Regions from separate parts of the Homo sapiens genome. Here region 1 is linked to region 2. The links are chromatin loops, found by intact Hi-C in ENCODE. Cell type or tissue: endothelial cell of umbilical vein. All regions are shown on one strand.

Region 1 (8,000 bases), 110 kb after region 2:
AAACAGCAAACCGCGTGGACAGCTGACTGTCCATGTCTGCACATCCAGGAGAGACTCTACTCTCCAGGGAAAGTGAGAAAGAAAAAGAGAGAGAATTGGCATATTTAGGGAATAGAAAGAGGTTCACAGAACGGGTGGCTTCACAGTGTGGAGCCAAAATTAGCAGGGCTAGTGTTTAGGACAGGGCCCTGGGGGTGAAACCTGTTCCTAGACAACGTGTCCAGTGCCAGAAGATGCTTTGTAAAGCCAGAAAGCCTCAGGACAGACAAATCAGCACCAAGAGGTGGAGGGAGACAGAGAATGAAAGAGGTTTGAAATGGAAGATCTGGCCAGGTGCAGTGGCTCATGCCTGTAATCCCAGCACTTTGGGAGGCCAAGGTTGGTACATCACGTGAAGCCAGGAATTTGAGACCAGCCTGGCCAACATGGCAAAACCCTGTCTCTACAAAAAATACAAAAATTAGCCGGGAGTGGTGGTGGGTGCCTGTAATCCCAGCTACTCCCAGAAGGCTGAGGTACAAGCATCACTCGAACCTGGGAGGCAGAGGTTGCAGTGAGCTGAGATCACACCACTGAACTTCAGCTTGGGTGACAGAGCAAGACCTTGTCTCAAAAAAAGAAAAAAAAACGAAAAGAAAAAGAAAAGAAAAGGAAGATCTGATTTGAAAGGACTGAGAAAAACGACTTCAGCAGTTGCCTTGAGGCCCCCTAGGGGAGATCCCACCGTCCTTCAGCCTTGATGCCTTCTCCAAAACCCCAAACTGCAGAAAACAGCCTCAGGAAAGTAAAGAGATCTCCCCTCCTCTCAACCTGCCTGACTTCTCAGGGCAGCAATTTCAGAAACCTTTGATACAGACTGAGAACTGCACAATGGTGCCCCTTCCTCCTACACCTGCAGCAATGATCATTTCTAGACAAAGACCAGCTAAACACAAACAATAACTACAGAAGGAGAAGCATTTGCACTGCATTCAAACTATTAATGGAGTTAATATCTGAGTCCCCCAGCAAAGAAAGCAACACGAAATACAAAACTGAGACCAATGCAGCATTTTACCAGGTCTTCTACCAGAGCAGAATTTGGGACTATGGATCCTTGCTAGACTCTGGGTCTCGGCTGCTTTCTTTTTTTAAAAAAAAGTCCCTGAGGAATAAGTGCACTGAAAACTCCAAATATTCTAGCCCCTCCCCACCAGCAGCTGAAGATTTGTCTCCTACTCAGGCCCGCCTGAGGACAAGTTCCCTGGAAGTACAGACACACCAAACCAGAAGAGTCACAGGAAAGATAAAGATGCCCCGGCTTACTTAGTATTTTGGATTTTTTTGTATGTCCCCCCACCCCCCGACCCACCTTACAAGACAGTGGGCAGGACAGTGGAGGGGGATTAAGGACAAAATGCCCAGGAACAGGAAGCCGGTGTTCAGGAGGAGGGTTGCGCTGGGGGTAAAGGAGAGTTTAGAGGGGACACACAGGGCTCTAGCGGGATATCCCCCAGGACTTGATTGGGGCAGCTGCCTCCCAGTGGGGTGGTGAGGAGTGACAAAGCCTGCCTTCCTTGGAAGGAACTTTGCGTACCCCAGACAAAAGGCACAGTGTAAACACAGGTCAGTACCCTTTTCTCTACCCAGAGACTTCAGCACAGCTGGATGATGTGTGTGTGAGAGTGTGTGCACACGCATGCACCTGTATGGGCACTCTTAGAACATATGTGTGCACACATGTGTATGCACGTGGGTTGTGTTTGTGTGTGTGTGCATGCATCTACCCTTCTCCAGATCCTCTCATTTTCTCAGAGCCCTTGGCCTGTTGGGGACTAGTATAAAGGTTATTCAAACATTCTTTTTTCTTTTAAGCATTAGGCCAGATAGGCATAGTAGACAAGTTAATTTGAAAAGCAGAATCTAAAACCAAAATCCAATCTCTGAGGGGTAGAAACCAGTGACTTTTCTCCTAAATATCTGGCCTTATTGGATTTCTATAGGGAGAACTGGGTTTTCTTTGGAGGAGAAAGTTCCAGGCTGCTGAGCAAATGTAGGCTGGCTGTCTCTCTCAGCTGGCAGACAGGATGAAGACAAATAATAATACACATTCGTAATTACATGGCCTCTTCAGATGGAGTTCCAGGTGTCTTATGTGCCTCATCTAATCTATATTCACAACATTTGTGAAGTATGCAAGAGTACTGACATGAAGTTTCAAGGCGCACATTTGTGTTTGGTTCATAATCATGTCAACTAGAAGTGACTGCATTATCTTTCAGTGCAGTGTTCCTCAAACTGGAGTGCATGGATATATTTTCAGGATGCATTGGATTCCCTAGTTTAGGAAACATTGCTCTATGACTTCAGCATTCTGGTAGGATCTGTCACATGGTGTGGTTGAACCTGAGGCCTGAGCTGGAAGGAAATGGTGGGACTGCAATAGGGTGGGTGGCTGGCTCCTGCAGTCACTGAGGCCAAAGGAGGGAGACACACAAGAGTGTGCTCTGACCTGGGCTGACGTCTGAGGAGGTCAGATGGGGTGGGAGGGGGTGTGGTGTTCCAGGGCAGTGGCGGTACCTGGGAACAGGTGGCAGCAGCAGTACAGCTTTGCATGGGCCACCCAGGGCAAACCATCTAGTGCAGAGGCTGTTACTTCCAGGCGGGGAGGGCCCCAGCAACGTCGGCAAAGCTATCTGTAGTTCCAGCACTCAAGGCAAATCAGGAAGCCAAGGCAGGGATTCAGAGATGTTACTGGGCCAATCAGAAGGGGCTTCAGAATAGCGGGCACACAGAGGATGCCCATTCCTGGCATCTGACACCATGTTAAGGCAGCACGGGGCTTTCTGTGCGAAACGCTTTCCTGTGGCTGACTCCTACTCACCCTTCAGTTATCATACTAAATGTTAGTTCCTCTGAGTGGTCCTCCCTCACTCCCAGACTAGGTTAACCTCTCTACCAGACACCCATGATAATCTGCACATCCCTTTGCATTCCTTCTTCTATTGGTGGTTAGCTTCTTGGAGTTTGTTTAACTGCTCTGTAAGCTCCTTGAGGCAGGGATGGTGCCTATCTTGCTCACTGTGGTGTTCCCCATCACTAGCAGAGTTCTAGACACATAACAGGGCTCAGTAGATATTTGTTGATGCAATGCAAACAATGTGAGTTTTAGGCCCTTTGGGTTTGGTGGATCCGGGCCTCTGGTGCCCCCTCTGGCCTGGTCAGAATTGGCTTGGACCTCAGTGTCAAAAGCTGAGCAGCAATCATCTACACAAATGCTCTTTCACATGTGGAACCACATTCCAAAAGCCTGGATTGTGGGATGATTTTCCATGTGATTCTCTGGATCTGACTGTCCAGATAAGGACCCTCCTCTCCCACTCCTCACATGGACTCCACTCAAAGCCGTGAGCTCTGTCATGGCAGACAACATGGGATCATTTTGAGAACTTCCCAAACATCAGGCACTTTTGCTTTCGGAGACCACATCCCATATTAAAAAATTATTAAAATGTGCTCCACATGAAATAGAACATATATAACCACATCAGAGTTGAGCTCAGATGCAGCTGGCTAGTTGGAATCATTTTATATTTTGTAGACATTTAATTCAATTTATCAATTTTGATTCTGGAGTTTCCTTTCCTTATTTTGAAAAATACATATAGTTTTTCAAGTCTCAAAAATCTTTACAGGCCCATGAAAAGCTCATTTATCCATTTATTGCATAAAGTGGTCTTGAGATAATATTCTCAGAGAGAAAAGATGATATTTTGGACCAAGGCAGCTCGCTTCCATGGCCTGCGCCAGTAAATAAGCTTCTAGCTTCCACTGGTAGGAGCCAAACTTCCTTAGGAGTTTGAAGCACAGCATTTGGTGGCCTTCCTATGGATTCTGCAGGCAGAGCAGAGAAAGAACATTCCTGCCACCAGAATTGAGGGTTGTATCTATGAGTGGGTGGTAAGCCCTAGTTCCTAAATAAGGTATTTGGAATGCAAAACAATCCAGCCAGACTAGTCACTGCACACTGACCACAGTGTGAAACTTGGAGCATCTGGGAGAGAGAAAACAGACAGCGTGGTAGGAAGAAAGAGGAGCTAGTATAATTATTGAATTAAATTAAGAAAAGAATCATGCAATTCCATTTTAAAACAATAAATTGAACATTCAATTGTATGAAGAGATGTGATAAGAAGTTTATTTATTTATTTTTTGTTTTTGAGATGGAGTTTCACTCTTGTTGCCCAAGCTGGAGTGCAATGGCGCGATCTCGGCTTACTGCAACCTCCACCTCCCTGGTTCAAGCTATTCTCCTGCCTCAGCCTCCTGAGTAGATGGGATTACAAGCGCGTGCCACTGCACCCAGCTAATTTTTTGTATTTTTAGTAGAAACGGGGTTTCATCATGTTAGAGGCTGGTCTCAAACTCCTGACCTCAGGTGATCTGCCCGCCTTGGCCTCCCAAAGTGCTGGGATTACAGGCGTGAGCCACCGTGCCTGGCCAATAAGCAGTTTAATTATAAAATATGCCAGACACTCTACTAAGCCCTACAGAATGGTAGGTGCCCTCAAACTGTTCATGTATGTAGACAGAAATATGTGTGATTCCTTTGCATAATATGGTAATGGAACAAAGAATACCAGCAATAATTATGGGGGAATGGACAAGAAGACAGTAACTAATATGGCACTAAGGGGGTCCAGGAAGATTTTACAGAGATGATGGCCTCGTCACTGGATTTTGAAGGATAAAAGAAACTATTCCAAGTGATAAAAGGAGGGAAAAAATTCCCAGGAAAAGTAGGCAAAATGAGCAAAGCTATGAAAATAAAAAATCATCATGGTTAACTTTCGTTGAGTGCTTTCTGTGTGCTGGGTTTTGTTAGGCTTTTGCATTTTATGCTATAGACCTTTCTGAAAGCATGGTCTACGGTCCATCTGCATCAGAATCATCTTACGCATGTTGAAATGCAGATTCCAGCTTCTCCTGTTGGATCAGAAGCTCTGGGATGGGGCTCTCTAACCTGAGTTTTAAGAAGCTCTCCAGGTGATCCTTTTGCACACTCAAGTTTGAGAACCACTGCTAGAAGCCATTTAGATATGTGACCATTTTTAAGTTGTGGAGTGCTGTGGTCAGATTTGCTTTTCAGAAAGCAAATTTTTGAGCAATGTATGAATTGGAGAGGGGAAAGCCTCAAAGCAGAACAGTGGTGATGGTGAAAGTCTGGAGTAGAGAGATAGCAGTTGTACTGGGTTGAATGGTGTCCCCCAAGAATTCCTGTTCACCCAGAACCTCAGAATGTGATCCTATTTGGAAATAGGGTCTTTTGCAGGTGTAATTAGTTACGATGAGGACATAGTGGATTCGGGAGGGCCCTAAATCTAGTAATTGATGCCTATATAAGAAAGAGGAGAGAGAGATGTACCTAAGCACAGAGAGACACACAGGGAAGAAGCCATGTGACAACAGAGGCAGAGCCTGGAGTGATGCAGCTACAAGCCAAGGAATGTCGGGGATGTTGGCAATCACCGGAAGCAAGGAGACAGGCACAGGATGGTTCTCCCCTTGGAGTCTCCAGAAGGAACCGACCCTGCTGACATCTTGATTCTGGACTTTTGGCCTCCTGAACTGTAAGAATAAATTCATGTTGTTTTAAGCCACCCAGTCTGTGGTCATTTGTTACAGCAACCCTAGGAAGCCAATACAGTGGTATCAAGAGGCATTTCAGTGGCAAAATCATAAGGACATAGGGATCAGATTGGAGAAAGAGTGAGGTATGAACAATTAATTATTCAAAAGTTTCTGTTTGGGTGGTCAATGATGAAACTGTGCAACAATAAAGCATGGGCTTGGGGTAATTTTTTTCAAGATGGGCTCTTGCTCTGTCACCCAGGCTAGAGTGCAGTGATGTGATCATAGCTCACTGTAACCTTGAAATCCTGGGCTCAGGTGATCCTTCCATCTCAACCTCACAAGTAGCTAGGATAAGCAAGCACAACCATGCCAGCCTTATTTTTTTATTTTTATTTTTTAAAGACGGGGTCTTGCTTTGCTGCCTTGGCTGATCTTGAACTCCTGGCTTGAAGCGATCCTCCTGCCTTGGCCTCTCAAAGTGCTGGGGTTACAAGCATGAGCCACTGCACCCAGCTCCTGGGCTTGGATTTAGAAGATCAGAGTTTAATTCAAGCTTTGAAATCTACCAATAGTAAGGTGGTGGAACCTTAGTTTTTTCATCTTCAAAGTAGGGACAATATTACTCACCTCATAGTATTGTTATGAGGATTCAATGACATATCATCAAGAAATGTGGACATTCCTGACACTCAATACTTTCATGCTCATTTCCAAAAAGGGAAATTTAAAATGAAATGAAATTGAGGAGAATAACTTGTCTAATAGGCATTCCCAAGCCACAGTTACCACCTCAATGCACTCTGAGCCTACCCTGCAGGCCGGTGATGGAGCTAAGCTTGTGCTCCGCCCTCCCCCGCCATGGGTCTCAGTGCCAAGGATGAGCTGCACTGGGAAGGAATGCACAGAGGTCCCGGCAGAGCTGACCGCAGGTCGGAGATGAGTCTCCGCCTGGCACTGGCATCTTCCATGGTGGTTAACAGCTTGTCTGTGAAGTCCCCATCAGAGGGCTGGGCAGGGCAGGGCAAGGCAGATCAGCAGCTAAGTCCAAGGAAGCCTGGTGGGAGATGCTGGTGGGGAGAGCACTGGTCGGGGAGCAGTTACAGTCATTAAGAAGCCAGTCCTGAGTCAGCCAAGACAGGGTGGGGCGGGGGGTGCCAGGGTTAGGACTGGGGGTGCCAGATAAAATACAGTCTATCCAGTTAAATTTGAACTTTGTATTTATTATTAGTTGAATCTGGCAACTTTAGTTAGGACCCTTCAGGTGAACAAAGGATAACCTGAGAGCCAGGGCCAGAGAATAGGAGCCGTGGGAAGAGCAGAGGGGCAAAGCCTTGGCCTCTGTCCTCTGAGGATATGTTTTCCTGACCCCACCCAAGCAACTGGTGGAAAGGCACCTGGCACTGCCTCTAATCTCCTGGAATTCCCACCTTGACTTGCTGGACAATACTGAACGTTTTTCGTCCTCTGTGCTGTAGGTGTTAATCTCCCAGGTTCTGCTCCCTGGGTTTCAAGCGGTACAACTGGGAAATAAACTTCCTTTCCCCAGGGAAATTGTCCTCTCTGGGTGGCATGGTTACATGACAGCTGCCGCAACCTTAGATGACCCCTACTCCAGTTAAGACGAGACATTTCAGAGCCACAGAGGAGCCTGTGAGATGGGAAATGCAGTGCTACTCAAGGATGGGTGAAAATTAGGGTTAAGTAGTGATTAGAATCAGTTAAGTGTTAATAGAAGGGGTGCCTAGATGTTCATATCTCCCAAATTTAAGGACCTCTATATTTAAAAAAGAACTAGTAATGACTGATTAAAATCTTTATGTTTTAATCTTTTAATACAGTATTAAAATATTCTAAAATAAAAAATGACCAAAAATGTATAGTGTCATCTTTGACCCAGTTAACCTTGCCTATAGAAATGTAGCCTCTTAGAACGCATGCAGGGCCCTGAGCTGGAAGGATCCCACAGCTGGTTTAATGCTCTGCGATTGTCATCTTGCAATTCTTAATAACTTTAGAATGAGGCCCTCCCTACATGTTCATTGTGCACTGAGCCCTACCAATTACGTACTCAGCCCTGCCCTAAGGGGATGGAATATGCCTAAAAAATGAGTACAGTACATGGAAGAAAAGAGCTGGCCAGGTGCAGTGGCTCATGCCTGTAATCCCAGCACTTTGGGAGCCTGAGGCGGGTGGATCACCTGAGGTCAGGAGTTTGAGACTAGCCTGGCCAACATGGTGAAACCCCGTCTCTACAAAAAATATAAAAAATTAGCCAGGCATCATGGCCCATGCCTGTAATCCCAGCTACTCGGGAGGCTGAGGAAGCAGAATTGCTTGAACCTGGGAGGCGGAGGGTGCAGTGAGCCGAGATCATGCCACTGCACTCC
Region 2 (8,000 bases):
TTAGCATTTCCAGAGGTGTCACAATCCACTCCACTGCAAGGAACAGGCCCACAATTGAGAACCCTTACTTCAAGGATTGACTCTCAATTTTTTCCTTACTTTTAAATGAAAATTTAATGTCTTTCCTACATTAAAAACAAGTCTCTTTAAATGTAAATGCAACTGTTGGGCAAGCTGAGCTTAAAAGTAAACTTTGCTAGAGAAATAAATATGGATTTAGATAAACAAGAGGGGATTATTTGTGTTTTAAGTGTTTTTGCAGCTTTTAGTCTCTTAAGTAGCAAAAGACCCTCTGGTACAGTGGTGCTCAAAGTGTGTTCCACAGGCTGATCTGCAGGCTGGGGGGTCTTCTGGGGGTCTGAGAGGTCAAAACTTATTTTCATAATAATACAGAGACATTTTTTGCCTGTTTCACTGGGTTGACATTTATACTGGTGGTGCAAAAGCTATGATGGGTTAATTCCTGGTGCCTCAGCACAAAGCAAGGCAGAGGCACCAAACTCTACCAGGGGCCATTGCACTCTTGACTCCCATTGGCTCAAAGAATTGAAGAAAAATAGCCAGTTCCACCTAGAAGTCTTTGATGAAGCAGTGAGAATTACTCACTTTATTAAATATGGGCCCTCGAGTACATGTCTCTTTAGTATTCTATACAATGCAACAGGACATGCACAGAAAACAATTCTGCTGTGTTTCCAAGCACAGAGTTTGTGTGAAGGAAAAGCAACTGTGCAATTGAATTGTGGGCTCAACTAGCTGCTTTTTCATAGAGCACAATTTTTACTTCAAAGAATGTCTGACAAACTTGGTTATTCAGACTCGGGTATTTATTTGGCAGCCATTTTCTGAAAAACGAACAAAGTGAGCCTGTTACTTCAAGGAAAACAACAGACAGTGTTTGTTGCCAATGATAAAATTCCAGGTTTCAAGTGAAAATTAGAATTTTGGAAAACTTGTATTCACCACATGAGTTTGACAGCTTTCCAATACTTTAATGATTTTTCTGATGAGATCGGTGGTCATATTAATGAATGTGAGTTCTGATATTACATAGTGAAATATGTAACATTTATAAGATCTGCATAACTCGTAAACCAATATTTTTCAAATGGCCAATGCATGATGATATAAACTCATGCATGGGTAAAAGATCCATTCAAATTGCAAGAGAGATCCATTCAAATTGAATTTTAAGGAAATAAAACAAGTTCATTGACAGGATTTCAGAGTCCACATTGCAGTTAACTTTTAAGGAACTACAACTTGTTGAACTCTAGTATCAAAGACCAACAACTATAATGATCTGAAGAGGCTATTAAAATACTCCTCCCTTTCTGAACTGCATACCTGTGCAGGGCCACATTATTTGAGACTTCAACCAAAGTAACACAAAACAACAGAGTGAACACCGAAGCAAATATAAGAATCAAGTTGTGTTCTATCAGACACTAAAGAGATGTGCAAATATGTAAAACAATGTCATTCTTACCACAAATGTACATTCACTGGTATATAATGGGTTTATTCTTATTTTTAAATGAATTACATGAAATGCTCATCAAGTAAAAATAAGTTAAATAAACATTTTAAAATATTCCATTTTAATTTCTAACATGATGAGTATCAATAGCTAGAAGTCACATAACAAAAACTTTTTAGGGTCCTCAATAATTTAAAAAGTCTTGAGACAAATGAATTTAAGAACTTCTGCTCTAATATTTAAGTTACTTGCTTTACATAATTTTGATTGAGCCATAAGTTTTCAGTATCTTACCTATGGAGTAGACTAAGGGATATAATTACAGGGGTGTTTTTATTTTTATAAGTAACTATCATAAAAACACTATTAGAAAAAAATTAGAAACTGAGAAAAATGTAAGAAACGACAAATAAAAAAAACTTTCGGTTGCCAAGAAGTTTTATTTTGACCCATTATGTGACACTGAATCATTCTACTCCTAGATTTTTATCTTCTGAAAATTCTTACACTAACGCACACCAAGCCACCTCCACTGACAACAGCACCATCCTACCAGTGTCAAGCATGGCTCCTCTCTTCTCCCACCTCATGTCCAATCCATCAGGAAGTGCTGATGGCTCTGCCTTCACGTTACATTCCTAGAACCCCCTTATTTACCACCTCCCCTGCTCTCACAGGTCCAAACTACCATCATCTCTCATCTGGACAATCACAGTAGCCTCCTCACTGGTCTCCCTGCTTCTGCCCCTGTCCCCTGCAGTCTAGCAGCAACACAGAAGCCAAAGTGAACCTGAGATGCCTCCCATCTCATTCCAGAAAAAATTGAAGTCTTTACTCTGACACACAATCCCTCGCACATCACCTTCTGCCACTCTAACACCAGCTGCTTTCACCAGCTCCAGCCTCTGGCCTCCTCGTTCCTCCATGGAAGAGGCGGACCCTGGCTTCAAAGCCTTGCCCTTCTTCTTCCCCTTAGACATTACAGTTGACTTGTATTTCCACTCAAAAGTCACCTTCTTGGTGAGGCCCTTCCCTGGTCACCCTATCTAAAATTTAATGTCCCCTTACTCCAACTTTCATAGCTGCTTTCCCTGATGCATCTTTTCTGCTAAGCACTCATCGTCAGCTAACAGGATTGACTTGACTGTCTTTCTTATTGTCTTTCCAGTCCTCCACCCCCAGAGTAAAAGCTCCACAGGGGCAGGGATATTGTTTTGTTCACTGCTGTATCCTCAGCCCCTGGAACAGTGACCAGCACAGGGAAGAGACTCAACAAATACTTACTAAATGACTATGTACTAACCACAAAATTGTTTCTAACAGAACATTAGCAAAACCCAAATGTCAGTAGGCAACTAGTTAACTATAACTGTATTTCATACAATGGAATACTGGGTACCCATTCGAAAGAAGGAGGGAGGCCCATACGTTTAATATGGAATGATGTCCAATGAAAAAAGCAAGTTGCAAAGTTATATGTAGTTAGACAGTTTGGCAATAAATAAAATTCCTCCCAAACTCATTTCTTAACGTGATCTTCTTCTCGGAATCTCTTTTCCCATTCAAGCAACATGGAGCACCTACTGCTTCTCCCAAGGCTCCTCCCACTGTTCTCTCCTGCTCCAGTCAGCCTGGGCACACGCTGTCTCCCAGGCATGGAGTCTTCTGCCTTACCCAATACCAGCATCCTTCCTGCCAAGCCGAGATGTTTTTTCAGATACCAAATCACAATTCAAATACAAGTTGTTCCCAGGAAACTTCTTGGTTACCGGAGGTAACACTTTGGGCCAAATGCAAACCTCCTATCTCAAAATCTACATACAGTATCATAGCATTTTAGAGCTCTTCATTCAAGAACATTGACAATTAATTCTAATAATAAAATTCCTTGACAATTTAAATCTGCATTTTCATGTATTGTAAACACAGCTCTTCTTTCTGAAGTTGAATACAAGTCCTGACATGCTATTACATTTAATATTAAAAGCTCTTAGAATATTTAGAAACCGAATTGTAGCCAAATGCTGAACTGTTGTGACACTGATGAGCACTAGAGGGCAGAGCTTAACAGCAAATGATTCTAAAGCTAGCAATCCAGGCCTCTCGTTTTGGTGTTGAAGTTACTGACTCCCTATAGTTAACAAGATCTCCCAAAGAGTAGATAGGTCTAAGTCATAGAAGTTGCCAGAACTACACTTTTAAAAACAGTGTATATCTCTGCCCAAATATGTGAGTATTTAAGGTGACAACAGCAACCCCACAGTTTTTATCCTGTACCAGGTGGGCAAGAGAAGGTAGACTGAGGTTAGGTGCGGGAACCTCTTTGCTGTTTTGCAATAAAAACACCGAAGGATTTCTGGAAAAATTTTAGAGACATCAGCATTACCTGCTTTGCAAAATATAAAATTTTTAGAACAACCTCATTCCCCCTTCCCTAAATTTAAGTGCCCAGTGTGTGTACATTTTAAAATAACTGAAGAGTACAATTGGATTGTTTGTAACTCAAAGGATAAATGGTGATGGATGCCCCATTTACCCTGATGTGATTATTACACATTGTATGCCTGTATCAAAATATCTCATATACACCTACTCTGTACTCACAAAAATTAAAAATTAAAATAAACGCCCTTGTGCATCTGGTGTGGGTGCTCACTCACTAAACAAAAGAAGGGTCTTTGTCCTCAGGACTCACATGCTAGTGAGAAGTCTTATTTTTAAAAGTAAACAAATAAGGCCGGGTGTGGTGGCTCAAACCTGTAATCTCAGCACTTTGGGAGGCCAAGGCAGGCGAATCACTTGAGCTCACAAGTTTGAGACCAGCCTGGCCAACATGATGGTGAAACCAGGTCTCTAAAAAAAAAAAAAAATACAAAAATCAGCCAGGTGTGATGGTGCATGCCTGTAGACCCAGCTACTCATGAGGCTGAAGTGGGAGGATGGCTTGAGCCTGGGAGGCAGAAATTACAGTGAGCTGAGATTGCGCCACTGCACTCCAGCCTGGGTGACAAAGCCAGACCTTGTTTCAAAAAAAATAAAATAAATAAAATTTGGGACAAATGAGGATAATATACAGAGTAATGAGATAGTGACTTGGGGACTGCTTTTAGTACGGATGTCAGGGAAGGCTGTTCTGAGGCAGTGAAATGTGTCAAATGAACCAGCCATATAGCTGGTATTTACTGAGTGCTAAGTACATGTGGGGCACTGTGCTAAGAACTAAGAACTTCACATGTATTCACTGTTTAATCCCCGATCTTCCCATTTACTGTTAAGGAAATTGAGCTCCAGAGAACTTCAGTAACTTGCCCAAGGTCATACAACCAAGAAACGGCTAAAACCGGGCTCTGGATTTGTATTAGTTTCCAGGACTGCCAAGACCAATTACCACAAACTTGGCTACTTTAAAATAGAAATGTTTCTATTGTCTCACAGCTCTGGAGGCTAAAAATCCTATATAAAGTATCCGGAGGGCCACAATGGCTCCAAAGGTTGCAGGGAGGAGCCTGCCTTGCCTCTTCCTCACCTCTGGTGGTTGCTAGCACTCCTCGGCTTGCAGACTCATCCCCCAGTCTCTATCTGTCCTCACATGGCCTTCTCCCTCTACACCTGTGTCTGGTCCAAATCTTCTTCTTATAAGGACACCAGTCAGTGGATTAGGGCCCATCCTTGTCAAATATGACCTCATCTTAATTTGATTATATCTGCAATGACCCTATTTCCCAATAAGGTCACCATTCACAGTTACTGGGGGTTAAGACTTCAACATATCGCTTTTGGGGGACACAATTCAACCCACAGCAGTGTCCTAGCACTCACTCCAAACCTCTCAGCTATTCTGCCTCAGAACCTTCCAGGCCAATGGGAAGGCAAAGCCCCAGAGACACTAGGGAAAGCCAGGGTGGCAGAGGACAGTGACTATTGGGGTGGCAGGAGATGAGGTTAGAGGTGGACAGGCCACACCAGATTCGAAGTCCAATATGGAGCTGAGTCCCGTCAGAAGCCACAGTTTCAATTCTTGCCTGCCTGTTAGTTTTTGAGTCTCTCAGTCATCCCTACAGTTCGGGATCTCAGAAGAATCCTTCCTCGAGTTAGGGAGGATGGTGCCTCAGCTTCAAGGCTGATGCCTGCAGCACAGAATACAAATTCACACAGAATGTAAATCTGGTCTTATTCCTCTCACTGGCCAGACCATGTTCCTTTCAGCACCTCCAGAGGGCAGCTCCAGGGTTTGACCTTATCTCAAACCATCAAGTTCAGGAGGCCCAGTGAGAAGTCCCTTCTCTCTGACTTGTGGCACAAGAAAACCCATCTCAGGCTGCATGGACAAAGCAGTGTCTGGCCTGAGGAGTTATCCACGCAAGCCCCAGGCAGGAGCAGTCAGGGTTCAAGTACCCATGCTGCCCCCACACACCTGTTCATCCATCTGGGCTAAAGATGCCAGAACCGACCAGGGCAGCAGAGAGATGCTGCTCAGAGCTGACAGGTACACCTCATAAGATGCAGAGATGCGTCCAAATCCTGCACAGTGTGACAAAAGCACTATCCTTGTGATTGTGCAAGATCATAAAATTTGCCCAAGGACTCACTTTTGTTGAAAGCCTGTTATGCATTATTGGGAAGGCAAAACAGAAACAGCAAAGGTGCAAACAGCCTAGAGCAAGGGTCAGAAAACTCTGTAAAAGGTTCTGTTAGGCTTTTGAGGCCATAGTGTCACAACTACAGAGGCCCTAACTTAACAATGGTTCCACTGATTTTCAACTTTACGACGGTGCTGAAGTGATATATATTCAGTAGAAACTGTACTTCAAATTTTGAAATGTGATCTTTTCTGGCCTAGCAACATGCACTATGATACTCTTAGGTGATGCTGGGGTAAACTATAATATTCAGTAGGCTAAGCTATAATATTCTCTAGATTAGGTGTATTAAATGCATTTTCAACTTATGATATTTTCAATTGATGATGGGTTTATTGGGATGTAGCCCCATCGTAAGTGGAGTAGAATCTGTACTCAATCCCACCATTATAGGAAAAGCAGCCACAGACAATACATAAATGAATGGGCATTGCTGTGTTCCAATAAAACTATGGATGCACATAAAAACTGGAACTTTATGTAATTTTGCCACTCTTCTTTTGATTTTTAAGAAGCCATTTTAGCACTTCAGGAGGCCGAGGCAGTGGATCACCTGAGGTCAGGAGTTCAAGACCAGCCTGACCAACATGATGAAACCCCGTCTCTAATAAAAATATAAAAAATTAGCCAGGCGTGGTGGCGGGTGCCTATAATCCCAGCTACTTGGGAGGCTGAGGCAGGAGAATTGCTTGAACCTGGGAGGCAGAGGTTGCAGTGAGCCGAGATTGCATGGTTGCACTCCAGCCTGGGCAACAAGAGCGAAACTCCACATAAAAAAAAAGCCATATTAAAATATAAAATCCACTTTTAGCTTAGTGGTCATATAAAAATAGGTGGTGGGCTAGATTTGGTCTTAGGCTATAGTTTGCTGACCCCTTGGTCTAAAGATATCCACAAATGCTCGAAGATTAACGTCACTGTGGTAACAAGGTTTCCAAATGGACATCTCCTTTCCTCCCTATTTACTGGCTTCTGGCACAATGCTAGGTACTGGTGTGGTCCCAGGAACTGCCCCTAGCTTCTCTCCCTCACCTGCACCATTTACATCCTGTTAGAATCTCTCAGCTTCCCTAATAACTGGGTCTTAATTCTATCTCTAAAAGCCCTTCACCATGTGGCCTAACTTTCCATTCCCACTGCGACTATCTCAGGTTAGGCTCCTGGTAACACTTTCTTCCCACCTGGTCTGACCTGACTGAACAATTACAAACACATGGTATATACTAAAAAATATCTGTTGAATGAGCCACTGCAGTCAAAAATCTTCAAGCTCGGCACTTTTTCCATCTCATCAAGGGTCTGGCCTCCCTGGTGTGGCCCATCTCAAAATGGAAAATTTCTCCTACTGAGGTGGCAGCACTTAAGGACTGAAATACAAGGCTTTAACTTGCCTTTTTTTGTCTGTTTTGATACACTCTGGCTCTATCGCCCAGTCTGGAGTGCAGTGGCGCAATCTTTGCTCACTGCAACCTCCACCTCTCAGGTTCAAGCAATTCTCCTGCCTCCGCCTCCCGAGTAGCTGGGATTACAGGCGCATGCCACCATGCCCGGGTAATTTTTGTATTTTTTTAGTTAGTAGTCAGGGGCTTCACCATGTTGGCCAAGCTGGTCTCGAACTCCTGACCTTGTGATCCGCCTGCCTCGGCCTCCCAAAGGGCGTGAGCCACCACACCCAGCCTAGCTTGCTTTTTAAGGTCAGGCTTATTGGGTATAATTTGCATTCAGCAAAAGTCACCCTTTTCAGTACAATTCCATGAGCACTGACAGCCAACCCCAGTTGGGTAACTACCACTACAATCACGATATTTCTATTTCTATCATCCCTGGAAGCTCCTTGGTGTACTTCATCTCTTCTCCAACCTCTTTTCAACCATTTATTT

What was found. Peaks named below come from ENCODE experiments on the same cell type or tissue, not always from the same donor. Only the 100,000 strongest peaks of a DNase experiment are listed, where the experiment ranks them.
Region 1: a loop joins it to region 2, with 2.3 times the contacts of the local background. A loop is called at or near these places in 14 of 110 quality-filtered maps.

Annotation. Positions count from the first base shown.
Region 1 is chr1:93,732,006-93,740,005 of GRCh38, forward strand. It overlaps a transcript of BCAR3 not described here. Among named protein-coding and RNA genes, the nearest start is that of BCAR3, 54 kb to the left of the region's middle. RefSeq lists an enhancer at 5,563-6,762. In endothelial cell of umbilical vein, a CTCF peak has its summit at 3,229; no DNase peak of the experiment used is centred here.
Region 2 is chr1:93,626,127-93,634,126 of GRCh38, forward strand. The region is part of intron 3 of BCAR3 (BCAR3 adaptor protein, NSP family member); the gene reads right to left. Among named protein-coding and RNA genes, the nearest start is that of BCAR3-AS1, 38 kb to the left of the region's middle. In endothelial cell of umbilical vein, a CTCF peak has its summit at 3,522 (motif pointing right); a DNase peak (open chromatin) is centred at 3,555; H3K27ac peaks cover 2,408 bases.